Linked DNA regions of Homo sapiens: region 1 is linked to region 2. A link is a contact called in ENCODE Hi-C or POLR2A ChIA-PET data. All regions are on one chromosome and are shown on one strand. The core of a region is the stretch at or near the end of the contact, and the rest is flanking DNA. Distances in the headings are between cores, read along the strand shown.

Evidence for each region. A loop is a pair of places that touch in the nucleus more often than their neighbours do. ChIA-PET counts read pairs that join two places held with the same protein, here RNA polymerase II (POLR2A). Pooled maps may share reads with other maps.
Region 1: a pooled map shows a loop between it and region 2 (2.5-fold over the local background). The contact joins two enhancer-like sites. A Hi-C loop is called at or near these places in 3 of 50 pooled maps. POLR2A ChIA-PET finds 5 or more read pairs at or near these places in 3 of 52 experiments (CD4-positive, alpha-beta T cell, Caco-2 and activated B cell).

Annotation. Positions count from the first base shown.
Region 1 is chr2:232,210,669-232,217,270 of GRCh38, forward strand. The region is part of intron 10 of DIS3L2 (DIS3 like 3'-5' exoribonuclease 2); the gene reads left to right. Among named protein-coding and RNA genes, the nearest start is that of MIR562, 41 kb to the left of the region's middle. Within about 2 kb of position 1,568, at least 2 of the 41 ENCODE cell types and tissues checked have a DNase peak (open chromatin) inside an H3K27ac peak, as active enhancers do.
Region 2 is chr2:232,311,136-232,318,603 of GRCh38, forward strand. All of the region lies in intron 14 of DIS3L2 (DIS3 like 3'-5' exoribonuclease 2), which reads left to right. Among named protein-coding and RNA genes, the nearest start is that of ALPP, 64 kb to the right of the region's middle. RefSeq lists an enhancer at 4,234-4,403. Within about 2 kb of position 4,441, at least 22 of the 41 ENCODE cell types and tissues checked have a DNase peak (open chromatin) inside an H3K27ac peak, as active enhancers do.

The DNA of each region.
Region 1 (6,602 bases), core at 318-2,817, 100 kb before region 2:
AAGAATGAATTCCAAGCCTTGGCCCTTCAGATGGTTCCAGTGTTGGTGTAAGGTATCACAGAAAGAAAGCTTGTAAGGGCTCTGCTTGGGAGAGACATAGGGTTCTTTACCTGAATTTAACACCAAATAACGTGATTGAAGGGGTACTCTTCAAAGGCATGCTTCTCGGTGGGTAGCAGGAACACCTTCCCTGAGAACTGCCTCTCTAGGGCTGAGCTGGAGAAGCTTGGGCTACTCCCAGTAGGTTTTCATCTATCCAGCAAGTTGAGAAAGGCAAACTGATAAGGGCTCTTTAAACATTCTTTTGGGATGTTACTGAGCAGGTAAAAGTGGGATTGAGGCTAGTTGTCTTTGGAAATTATAGTTGGAGGAAGGGAATGCAGCAATTGACTCTCAAAGAAAAAATGTGTAGGATATGAGAAAAGTGAACCCTTCCAATCCCTCCTCCTCCTCCACCTCCCCCTCTCCCCCTCCCTTCCCCTCCCCTCCTCTTCTCAACAGAGTCCCACTCTTTTGCCCAGGCTGGAGTGTAGTGGCATGATCATAGCTCACTGCAGCCTCAATCTTCCAAGCTCAGGTGATCTTCCCACCTCAGCCTCTCAAGTAGCTGAGACTACAGGTGTGTGCCACCAAGCCTGGCTAATATTTTGTATTTGTGGTAGAGATGGGGTTTCACCATGTTGTCCAGGCTGGTCTTGAACTCCTGGGCTCAAGTGATCCATCCACCTCAGCTTCCCAAAGTTCTGGCATCACAGGCGTCAACCACCATGCCCAGCACCCCCAATCCCTTTTCTAATGCCCCAGATGTGCTGCTTCTAGTTTTTACCTACTTCTTGCCCCTCTCTAGGGTGGCTTCTGGGTGACTGCTTTGGCTTTGGTCATCCTCAGAGATGGCCTTGGCACTAACATGGCCTTTGACATTTGCCCAATGTGGACATCCACCCTTGCAGTTTCAGTCTGCCACCAAGCGTTGATGGCCTAGTGGCCTAGTGTTTTAAAACATTGCAAAGATGTTCATATTTCCCACTGACACAGAACGCCGTAGGTTCAGTATGTAATCTCTTCTCTACTATAATAGATGGGGAAGCTTAGTAGATAGAAGGCTGAGAGATAGAAGACATTGCCTAAGACTGGTTTTATCTTCCTTGAAACTATGGGCAAGATTGCTCAATATTTTCTTTTTAAAAATTAATTAATTAATCGATTTTTAGAGACAGAGTATCACTCTGTCACACAGGCTGGAATGCAGTGGCTCATTGCAGCCTTGAACTCCCAAGCTCAAGCAGTCTTCCTGCCTGGGCCTCCCAAAGCACGAGCCACTATGGGATTACAAGCACGAGCCACTGTGCTGAGCCTCAATATTTTCAACTAAAGAAAACTGAAAGAAACAAGAGAAAAGGTCCCCTGGAAATTTTAGAGAAATTATATCTTTTTAAAATCCAAAATTGAAGCAGCCTACTTCAAAAAGCAAGTACTGGCTTGATTTCTTACATTCTTAGCAATCTCTGTTGCATGCAGAGGCTTAGGCATACCTGCTCGGCATATAGACACCACTTCCCTGAGCCACAGTGTGGAAAGTGCCCCTAGGCTGAAAGCCAGGTGACCGTGGACCTCATTCCTCATATTTGCCTTACCTCTAGGTTCACACCTCTACTGTTTGTGTAATGCTTAGACACAATTGCTTCATTTGTTTTGTCCATTTTCATAGTTGATAATAGCAGACGGATACATCTACTACCTGTTCCTCTGTCTCAGCTGGCCTGGAACCCTGCACCTTGCAGGGTCTCCAGGGAGCAGGCACATGTCCTGCCGTACTCACTGCATACACTGTGGTTTTATGTCTAGGGCCCAAGTGTGTCAGCAGAGGTTTCATAAAGGAAGTGGTCAAAGATATGATAGGAAAGATAGATTGGGGACAAACTCGGGACAAATTTTCAGACCAAATAGTGTTTTTTGTTTGTTGGACAATGGAAAGGCAAGCAGATGTTGTTCAGCAAGAGAGCATTCAAAAAGAGGAAAATAATTTAGCATTGCAAGGAAAAGGAGAGAAACTAGAGGCTGGGGAATGAGTCAGAGAAATATTGCAATAGTTGTGGACCTGGACTAGATGGTAGCAAAATCAATAGGGGGGGTTGGAGTGGGAAGGACAGATGTGAGAAAGGGATAATGACAGAAGAATCTATGGAAATGAATGTTGGGGTTGAGGGAGAGGAGTCCAAGATGGTGCCAAGGTTTCAACCTGGATGACTGGGAGATGGAACCCATAAGTTAGAAATGGGAATCAGGAGTACAAGCTGGTTTGGGAGAGAGTATGTTGGCATGGAGTTGTCTGTCTGATGTTATTTATGTTAGTTGCTGCAAATTCTTTGTAGGGGAGCTGAGGTGTGTATAAACAAGCTAAATAGATGCAGTCCGTGGAACTATATACAAAGAGCCCGGGAGGAGAGGAAGCAATGCACCAAAATGCAGTGATTTCATTCGAATGATGGGATCATAAGTGATTTTTTTTCCTTTCTCTAGTTCCCAAATTTTTATAATGTGGCAATAATAGTTGTATAATGAAAAAATTTTGTAATACAAAAATATTATGAGGTGCCAGAAATCACAGGCCGCTCAGTAGCCTACTGCACCAGGTGATCAGATACCTTCCATCCACTTAGTTTTTCTTGCATTCCTGAGGAGCAGTTTGGCAGAGCAGCAGGAAAAGGACATGGAAAAGGAGTCAGGGAAGACTCTGAAACGGCCTGAGTTGGTCAGGCAAACAGTTTTATGGTGGCACTTCTACAGTTGGCCTTTGTGACAACAGTTTCTGCCAGGGCCATTTATCCAAGGAGTTGAAAAGGGAAAGTCAATTCCAGTTTGGATTGGGGTGAGGTTGGCTAAGTTCAGGTTGAGGTAGTTACCAGTTCATGTCAATTCTTGCTTAGGGGGAAAAATGTTCAATGCTTCAAAAAACAAATAGTGTTTTCTCGGTCTATTTATATCATCTGTAGTTTTTTTTTTTTTTTTTTTTTTTTAAGTGTAAAGTTTAACTTTCCTTTGGTTTCATTAAAATTATCTGAATGACCATTCTGTGAAAAGCAGACAAATATAACATACCTAGTCCTTACTTTCCCTTTTGGTAGAGTTCAGATGTACTCCCAGGACTTGTTACCAGTGTCTGTCAGGTGAGACACTCCAGTGATCAATTCAGCAAATCACAGTGACCACCTGTCTACCAATAGATCATAATTAGGTTGCAGGCGGAGGAGAGGGTGCCACCTATCTTCATGAAATCTCAGCTTGGAAGGGATTCTACTGGTTTCCAACCTGGTAATTCTCCACTTTTCTTATCCTAAAAACACACTTCAGGAGAACACTCCCATGAGCATTACCCAGCAATGTAGAGTTTTTCACCTTTGTTCAAGAAAATATTTAGTAATGTAAGTGAATAGGAGTGGCGTTATAGTGATAACCCAGAATCTGGAGACAGTAAATCGTGTGCCTCAGTGTTTTATTATTGTACAGATCACTTGCAGCATACCTCACAGCTGACCTCAACGCTGAAGTGTGGGAATGCCACAGTTGTCAGATCACTCTCTGGTTTTCGAATTACCTCCACTGCATCCACTTATGGAATGTCCAGACTGCATTTGAACTTTCTACCTTAGAGGCAATTCATTCTGCCTTAAGATTGCTTGACTATTAGGAAATCCTTCCCTGTAATGATCTGAAACAGTGCTCTCTTCCTGTAATTTTCCACTCATTAGTCCCATTTATGCCTCTCGGGCCCCTATAGAACAAATCTAGTGTCTCATTTGACAACCTATCAGTTACTAGATAACAGTTATCATGTGTCTTCTGAGTCAAAAATTCTCAACTTAGCATCCTAAATATTCTTTGGTGTCCAGTGGGTTATGAGGTGTGAGCCCATCTCCCATGTCATGGAGTCACTTCTGCTTTTATGAAGTCTGAAGTACATGGCTACCTGTATCCAGACTGCGCCTCCCTGGCTATCAGGGCCTACTCTCTCCTTGCCAGTTCCTCCTTATTGGGCAGGACTGGGTTCAGAGTAACAGCTACCCATTCTGTTCAATTAGTCAAGCATTGTGGCTTTGCCTTAGTCTCTGAGGGAAAATTGTCAGCCTGACAAGCTAGGACCTTTATTCGCTTTTCGTTGATTCAGGCTCCCAGCAGATCCTGCAGGAAATTGAACTTCACTTCTCCAGCATCTTGTTTCTCTAAAGTTGTATTCTCTAACATGTACTCTGCTGTTGAACTTACAGGGTTACCCTAGCCCGGCCTTAGAAATGAATGAATGGGAATGGGGAATGATGGTTAATGGGTTTCAGTTTCTTTTTGGGTGACGAAAATGTTCTGGAATTAGATAATTGATAGTTGCACAACTTTGTGGACATACCAAAAACCACTAGGGGAAAAGGAGTGAATGAATAAATGAATGAGAAGAAATAAACATATCCACTTATCCTTGAGGCTTTCTGGAAATTGGAGTTTACACCTTAACCACAGTTTAGCAGAGGTCTTTATGGAATGCCCAGCTGGCTATCATAGTCACATCCCTCGTGTCCATCTCTCCTCCTTGCTGCTTTCCTCTCTGAACCATGAAACTACAGCCCCGGGTGCACAGCCCTCTGCTCTGCTGCCCGCTCACATTTCCCATCCCCACAGAGTGCAGCCCTCTGACTCAAAAAAAGAAGGGTCTGTCCCACTATCTGCATAGAAAATATTTGGTTAAGTTAGAACAGCATCCAGCCTAAGGGGCCTCTGGGGTGGACATTACCTACTGTGCTCAAGGAAGCACCAGTCTTCCTGCCTGGATTGTCTCTGCAGCCTGCCTGGTTGCATGACATTTTTTGGGGAGGATGGAGCAGACAGCTTTGTTCCTGGGAGCCCATAGCAATAAGGGAATAGAGTGAGAGTCTAGGAGCAGTGCCTGTAAGGATTTCAGAGAATTCCTAATAAACTCTCTGGCTCCCCAAATGGCTGTGTTTGTCACCTGCTGAGAATTTCCTATATTGACTGATCACCTTTGGAGGCAGTGAGGAAGTAGGAGCCAGAAATTCTTGTGTCCCCCTGTGTGCCAGGCTTTGGCTAGAAAACCTGAGGGATAGGATGGGGTGGTAGTTGTTTTAAAGAGCAAAGGGCTGAGATGAAGTCACTGGACCTGCTACTGGGAAGAAACGGGACATGTGAGAGCCCTGGGGCTTCTGAGTGAAAAGGTTCGTGCATGTCTCTAGCAGCCAGGCCAGACCCTCTTCCTGGGCTCTTTTCTCACCTCTGGGAAGACTCTTCCCCAGCAATCATTCACCCCAGCCCCTTTACATTTCCCTTTGCCCTGCTTCCTCCTCTTGCTGTACCACCTGAAGTCTCCCTCATCCTATAAAACCTTCCTGTACTCTGCTCCAGCTCTAGAACTTTCACTTGTGTCTGTCAGGACACCTTGGAAGAGTTGTCTTTACTTGCTGTTGCTTTCTCACTTCCCGTTGCTTTCTCACTTCCCGTGTATTCCTTATCCCTTTTACAGTGTGGCTTCAGAATGCTGGCTGCAACAGGTTGCCCCAGCCTCAGTTCACTAAGCATCTCTACAGCACTTGGCTCTTTAGTCTGCTATTCCTCCTTGAAATTCACTCACTCTTCCTTGGACTCAAAGGACCCTGCCTGCTCTTGGCTCTAAATGTGGGCTTTTCTTCTCCAGTCGCCTTTTTAACTCATCTTTCACTGCCCAGCCCTTCAGGCATCAGTGCCCCTCTCATGCTCTACAACCTTTGCACTTGGTGTCCCCTGTGCCTGGTTTCCCCTTTCCCTGCAAAGCCACATGGCTGACCTCTCCCTTTCAGGTTTGATTGGTCACCTTCTCCGTGAAGCCTCCCTAGCCATTCTGCCTCTGATTCCACCCCTCTCACCTAGCCACCTTTCCATTTTTTTTTTCTCACCACTCATCACTTGCTAACTAACATAGGTCAAAGGTGGCTTTTTTCTTTGCTTTTAAGATGCAAGATATTTGATATGTTTATGTTGAGAACTAGGAGATGACAGAGAAGGAAAAGTTGAAAACACAGGCATGAGAAGAGTTGATCGTTTTGCAGGGTCTTGAAGAAGAAGGTGGGAGATGAATCAGAGCATAAGTGGAAGGTAAGGCCAAGGAAGAACACCTCCTCTCCTCTCCCCTCCCCTCCCCTCCCCTCCCCTCTTTTGATGGAGTCTTGCTCTGTCGCCCAGGCTGGAGGGCAGTGGTGCAATCTCTGCACACTGCAACCTCCCCCTCCTGGGTTCAAGTGATTCTCCTTCCTCAGCCTCCCGAGTAGCCAGGACTACAGGCGCCTGCCACCACACCCGGCTAATTTTTGTATTTTTAGTAGAGATGGGGTTTCACCATATTGGCCAGGCTGGTCTTGAACTCCTGACTTTGTGATCCGCCTGCCTTGGCCTCCCAAAGTGCTGGGATTAAAGGTGTGAGCCACCGCGCCTGGCCACAACACCTCTTTCTATGAGACAGAGAGGCAAGACATAGTTGATGGGTCCCTGCTGATGAGGGATCACACCTGGCCATACCTGCTTCCACTGTGAAGTAGAAAGCCGAATGCTGCTGAGAGGGCTGACGG
Region 2 (7,468 bases), core at 3,191-5,690:
GAACTGACCCAAACAAGGAAATGGGGGAGCCGCAAAAATCGGCAGATTGTGCTGGCCACAGACCAGTCACATACATCAGTGTACACACACAGGAACACTGGTCCATGTCTCAGCATATAGTGTGACTTATGCATTCTGCTATTTTTTTCTGTAGTGCACATACTGGAAAATAGGTTTTTACAATAAGCTTGCTTTGTAAAACTTACTTCTGAATTATGACATGCATAGAGAAAAGTGTACAAATTATAAGCATCTAGTTCAAGGAAATTGTTAGAAAATGAACACATCCATGTCAAGAAATAGAACATGGCCAGGTGCAGTGGCTCACACCTATAATCCCAGCACTTTGGGAGGCCAAGGCAGGAGGATTGCTTGGGGCCCAGGGGTATGACACCAGCCCGGGCAGTGTAACGACAATTAACAAATTTTTATTTAAAAATAAATAATAAATAGAACATTACAGCTTCCAGGAGCCTCCCATGTGCCCCTCACTCCTCCCAAAAGGATACCACCATTGTTATCTTCTAACACTGTAGATTGGTTGTGCCTGGCTTTGAACTTCATATAAATGGAATTATTTACTATATTCTCTTTTGTGCCCAGCTTTTCTCTTTCAGCATTATATTTGTGAGAATTCATCTTTGCTGTTGCATCTATAGTCCATTCATCAATTTATCCAATCTGCATTTGTTCAGTCAACATTTGTATTGTTTCCATTTTGGGGTTATTATAAATCTGCTTGTACATGTCTTTTGGTGCACATATGCATGTGTTGCTTTTGAGTATATAATAGGAATGAAATTGCTGAAATCATATGTAATTTCACAAGCAGTGTGTGAGAGCTCATCTGTTTATTGGCCATTCAGTAGAGTGCCTTTTCAAATTTCTTGCCTGTTTTTCTACTGGGTTTTCTGTTTTTCTTCTTGATTTATAGTCCTCTATATTCTGGATATCAGTTCTTTGTTGCTTATACATGTTGCAAATATCTTCCACTGTGTAGTTTGCTTTTTTACTGCCTCTGGTGTTATTTTAACGTACAGAAGTACTTAATTTTAATGGAGTTCAGTATGTCGATCTTTTTTATTATGGTTAAATGCTTTTTGTATACCATTTAAGAAATCTTTGTCTATATTCTAAAAGAATCTACTTAGAATTGATTTTTGAAAATGGTACAGCAAGTTTATTTTTTCATATGGGTATCTGTTGACCCAGCATCATTTTTTGAAAATACTTTCCCATAGCTTAGCACTGCCACCTTTGTCAAAAATGAAGTACCCATATGCACAGATCTGTTTCTGCTCTCCATTCTGTGTCACTGGTTTATATATCTATTCTTGTACCAGTACCACACTACCTTCATGTTTGTATAAAAATCTTGATAGCCAGTAGAGCTACACTTTCCAACTTGGACTTTTTCTATAAAGAGCACCTATGCTATTCTTGGCCCATTCCATTTCCATATAGATTTTAGAATCAGATTGTCAGTTGCCACATACATGCACACAAACTTGCTAGGATTTATATTGAGATTGCTTTGAATCCATATGTCAATTTGGGAAAAATCAACACTTTTATGATAATGAGTCTTCACAAACATGGTACCTCCCTCTATTTAGAGCTTCTTTAATTTTTCTCAATATAATTTTCTGTTAGAGATCTTGCTCATGTTTCATTGGATTTACTCCTAGGTATTTGATTTGTGGTACTATTTTAAATGGTATTTGTAAATTTAATTTTCTCTTTGTTGCTAATACAAGGAAACATGGTTTATTTTTGTTGACCTTGTTATCAATTACTTTCCTGAATTTATTTATTAGGTTCAAATAATTTGTAGATTTTTTTTCATAACAATATTTCAGTTCAGTGTAGATGCTTTTTTATTTCCAGTGTACCTCATCATGTCATCTGCAAATAATGACAGTTTTACTTTTTCCTTTCCAATTCTCATGCCATGTATTTATTTTTCTTGCCTTATTGCACTGTACAGTATTTCTGGACATAATAATAATAGGCATTTATGTCTTGTTCCTGATCTCAAACAGAAGAGTTTTTACCACAAACTCACTCTTAGATTATGAAAATGAAAATTTTTACTGGTGTTCTCTTTAGTATACACTTTATTTTTCCCCAAGATGAGTTTTCAATTTGGGAACTTTTTTTTAAGTTTTAAGTGGTGATTTATGAGCTAGGAGCTAGGAAAATGATATCTGATTTTTTATTTAAATGAAAAGGAACTAATGTTTATCACAAGACTGCTACTCCTCATTTTAACCTTGTGAGGAGGTTTTGCCTTGGCCATTTTACAGAAGGATCTCATGGCTGTACATTTGAACAAGGATTCAAACAGATCTGTCTGACTTCAAAACCCATGCTCTCTTTACTGCTCCCTGATTCCTTGGTAGAATATTGAACGTGAACCCACGAGGTCGTAAAAATACCACTTTTGTCATAGATGACCGAGAGAAAAGTTGCTAAACTATTATTGCCTCACAGGTATATGCAGCATCTTTTCCTTTCCCCAGTAACCTCCTACCCCAAATCTCTTTATATCCCTGTGTTTTAGTCCATTTTCATGCTACTGATAAAGACATACCTGAGACTGGGCAGTTTACAAAAGAAAGAGGTTTGTTGGACTTACAGTTCCACCTGGCTGGGGAGTCCTCACAATCATGGCAGAAGGCAAGGAGGAGCAAGTCACATCTTACAAGGATGGCAGCAGGCCAAGAGAGGGCATGTGCAGAGAAACTCCCATTTTTAAAACCATCAGATCTTGTGAGACCCATTCACTATCATGAGAACAGCATGAGAAAGACCTGCCCCCGTGATTCAGTTATCTCCCACCACGTCCCTCCCACAACACATAGGAATTATGGGAGCTACAAGATGAGATTTGGGTGGGGACACAGAGCCAAACCATATGACACTATCACCTGCCCCATCCCACCTTTCCCTGATTTCCATTGCCATGGAAAGGAGCCCTCTGGGCCTGCCTGTGGCCCTAAAGGGCTGCAGCCCTCCTCAGCACCGGCCCAGCACCCACTGGGCCCAGTATAGGGCATTCTCCAGCCTGTGCTGTCATTCTGTCGCCTGTTGTCTGGTGCTGGGAGGTAGGATTGAAGGCTTTCCTCCTGGGCGGGCTGCTCAGGTTGCAAGGTAGATCCTATATTTTTAAGCCCTGTAGAGTCTCAGCTGTCCCATTTTGAGGGTTATGCATCCTACATGGGTTCACAGAATCCCTTTCGCTGAGACTTGGAGGAATGAAGAGGACAGAGAGGGTCGAGACCCAAACCGAGCAGGCCCCGGAGGCCTCAGGGCCCTGGGGCTGAAGGGAGCTCCCTAGCCCGAGAATGCCCCTCACTATTCTCACACTCCACCTTTTGCAGCCCAAATACCCATGGATGCCCCAAGAGATTTCCCTATGAGACAGAAAATTCTAGAACACCAGGAACTCTCAAAACTAGATATTTCAAAACTCTTAAAGACCTTAAAGAGTAAATGTTTTCATTGTCGATTTAACATAGAGTTACATTAAGCAGCTAACACTTTCCCTTTCTTGAATAAGATTTCCTGTCTGTCACGTTGCCATTTGCTTTCTTCATGTTTTTGCGATGGACTGCAGCTCCCTCCATTCTGGGGAGCCTCCTGGCGCTGCAGCAATCCAGCATGACTCGGAGCTCTTTGATTTTCTTTCCCAGTTACTTTATAGCACATGAAGATGTGTTCTTACCAGTGACAGAGGGTCGGTGAGAATGACCATTTTTGTTTTCCGTATATCTGTACCTGCCACATCCATACCTTTCTCAGAAGGTCCTGGAATGACTCGTTTCTCTCTCTGCCTCTCTGGGTATTTCTCCAACCACAGGTTTGCATCCCCAGGGGGAAGCCAGCTCTCTGGTCCCTCATGCTAAGCTTTTTAAGCAGATAGTACTGCCAGGCGGTCTTTAAACCCAAGGAGGCTTGCCCCTTCCCAAGACTTCAAGGAGTTCTAGAAGAGACTGTGATATTCAGGCCAGGTCCCTGTTTGATGAACAGGGACACTCAATTCCTGGCAAGTGGGGTGAGCGCCTCCAGCCCTCCCCACCCCCATACCGGTGTGCTGGCCCAGACCCAGGGCATATTCAGGTACTTAAAGTAGCAAATGTCTCTGCTGTAAAAACCCTCACTCCGGTACTGAAAGCCCAGAGCCCAGGCTCAGGCCACAGAGGTCTGAGATATACTCTCAAGGAGGTTAGCCCATAAAAGAAACAGGTCATAGGACTGCATGTTGGGTTTGAGCCTGAAGAAAGGTGCCCATGGTTGTCATCTTCTGTGGCTGCCTGGCAGGTAACCAGATGTGCTTGGCTCTCTTAGCTTTTGGCTGTGCTATCTGTGGGGTAGTGTTTCTGATCTGTCTTCACTGCCACTCCCAGCTCTCTGAGGCTTTGTGGCTTTTTCTTGGTGGTTGGGCAGGAAGCCTCTAGAGCCTGAAGGAATTGCTGTGCTTGATGACAGGCACAGGCTATCAATGGCTATAAATCGCCTAGTGGCTGCTTCACGTATTGAAGAAGAACATGTTTGCTGTCTGTTCTGCGGATGCTTCTCTGATGGCCGGAACACAGCTGCGAAAAGATTTCGTAGAGTGACTCAGAGCAAGCGCCCAGCTCATGCCCACTGAATTAAGCAAGAGGAAGTGGCCAACTTCCGCAGCTGCTCTGAAAGCCCAACACAGCAAGGCCTGGCTGAGATGAACAACATAGATCATTCCACTGACTTTGGGCTACCCCCAAGCCAACCCCATGTGACCCCACACCTACCCCAAAGCTAGGTGAGACCCAGGGTCCACCCTCCAAGCCCGGGTTACCAGTAGGGGGTAGGTGCCAAACTGGAGAGTAGACTGTGATGAATGGGTAGCAGAGATGGCAGAGGACATGGCTCATCACCTGGGGTCGGGGACCCCGCTCTCAGCAGCTCCCTTCCCTGAGTGCCCTGGCATTGGTGTGTCTGTGTGTTCGCGAGCCCTGGCATGCCACTGCGGCTTCACAGTAGCCTCCTGGGCAGCGGCTCATCAGCTTCCAGCACAGCCTTTGTTGTTCTATAAATCTGTTAATGTTTGTGCTACCTAGAATAAGAAGGAAGGAGTCATTCTACAGAGAGGATTTATTCTTCCAGGCGCCAAAACCTTGTTCCTTACGATTATGTCCTGTTCTTTAATGGGGTCCCCTGTACTCCACAGTGTCATTCGCCTCCACACTAGATGTCCACACAATGCTGTGTATTTTCACTGATTTTGCTGGGGCCCTGCCCTGTCTTTGTCTCTGCCTTTACAGTCAGGGCCAGTTGTCACTTCTCCGTGGCTGTCCGGAGAACCTGTAGCACCCTCTCCAGCCACTCCAAGCATGAGGCTTTGTGGGGAGCGTGGAATCTGTGAGGAAGCCGAGGCAAGCTGTTAGGATTCTGTTCAATGGGAGGAAAGGCTCTGAGTGAGGTGGGAAGGAAGGACTTCCCAGGAGGCACACTTGGGTTCCCGGCCCCACCTCTGCGCTGGCTGCCCACAGGCCCTGCTTCTGCCTATTTCCTGGTTCTGCTTCATGTTTCAAAGACATAAGATCAAATGTGATTAAGTTTTAGGTAAGCAAGATATTGTGCTTATTATTGAATTGTTCTTCTTTAGTTTAACAGCCCTCCAGTTTAATCTAAATCTGTTTCCTGTCATTAAGTCTTTGGTGTAGATAAAAGATCAGTTAGCTGGTCGCTATCTTTTGTGTCATAAATCTTCTAGGAAACCATTGTTGTGATTTTTCATTGTACCGTTCCTGAAGAGGAAGGAACTTTTCATTCCTTTGGGCTTTTTTCCTGGTGAATTTCCCAGCTGTTAGTGTCATCGAGCTTAACTCTCACATCCTTAAGGCAGCATTAGCCTCAGAACCACCAGTACCTCGCTGTGTGCCCTGGGAGGCAGGTTATTACCCTTGGCTTCATGACCCATGGACAGTCCTTGCAATGGAAGGGAAACACATTTGTGGGTAGAGTGTGGAGAATGTGTGTGAAAGGCTTTCCTCGCCCAGGCAGTAAGTGCTGCGGAAACAAGCCACTTTTTATGCTAATAAGATTTGGACAGGGGTTGGGAGGTAGGGGAGTGAGTGTGTGTTGATCTGATTCCCTGTGCCCAAGAGCAAGGACAGTCACTTCATCCCAGCCCCTGCACAGTGTTGGGAACACAGAGGTGTTCAGCAGATGCTGGACAAATGTCTCCTGGGAGTATGCAGTATTTGCTCTTTTTTCCTCTCATGTTCTGTGTTCCTAACATTCTTCTATTTTGGCGGGGTGGGGAGGTAGAAGGTAGGCAGAGTCTCACTCTGTTGCCCAGGCTGGAGTACAGTGGCCCGATCTCTGCTCACTGTAACCTCTGCTTGCCGGGTTCAAGCGATTCATGTGCCTCAGCCTCCCGGGTAGCTGGGATTACAGGTGCCCTCCACCACGCCTGGCTAATTTTTGTATTTTTAGTAGAGATGGGGTTTCACTATGTTGGCCAGCCTGGTCTCGAATTCCTGGCCTCAAGGGATCTGCTCACCTCAGCCTCCCAAAGTGCTGGGATTACAGGTGTGAGCCACCACTCCTAGCCTCTTCTATTTTTTAATTACACCTCTAATTGTCTCTGAATTGTCACTGAATTAATTGTCTCCTTAATTCAGTGCAGAAGGTTTTCATAATAACACTAATATTTATGGAATAGTTAACAATAGGTCAGAGCTTATAATGTTAAATAAGATAACAAAGTTTATCTCATTTAATCCTCACTAGAATAACCCTGCGAGGTAGGTAGAAGAAGTTAGAGAGGTTAAGTAGTCTGCCTAAGGTTACCCAGGTTGTGTGTGGTTGACAGTGCCCTACCTTTCCCCCCTGACTTTAGCAATACAAGAATACTGGCAAGTTGCTGCTGCCCTCTGGGCTCTGTTATAAAGTGAAGCTGCCGATCCACAATGGAGAACCCACTCCTGCAAGGCCAGGCCTCCACAGAGGCCAGAGGCCAGAGGCCAGTAGTGGTCGGGGTGCCCAGGAAGCTGGGCTCAAACAAGGGTAACTTGCAAGAATCTTCAGGAAGCCCTTATATTCAGAATTGTGTTCTGTGCCACATGGGCCCTTTCCCACCATCAAACTTAGAAAACGACCCCTAGGAAAGTCCTCAGAGTTCATGGAAGGGCGCTGAGAAGTCTGCCCACACCCTCGTGGGTTGGAGGACCAGTTTCGCCAAGTGTTCTCTGGCCCAGTTGTAAACATCATTCGTTTGCTTGTCCAGCAAACATTATTGGACGCCTATTAGTGCCAGGTACTGCACTGAGCACAAGAGAAGGGCCCAGTTCCTTCCCTTGAAGCCCACAGCCCATCGAGGAAGACAGGTATGTAAGACAGCATTTGCAAGGGGGTGACAAAGGCCAGGGGGGAGGTGAACAAAGGATGCAGGGAGTGGCTCTCAGTGTTGTGAGCACCC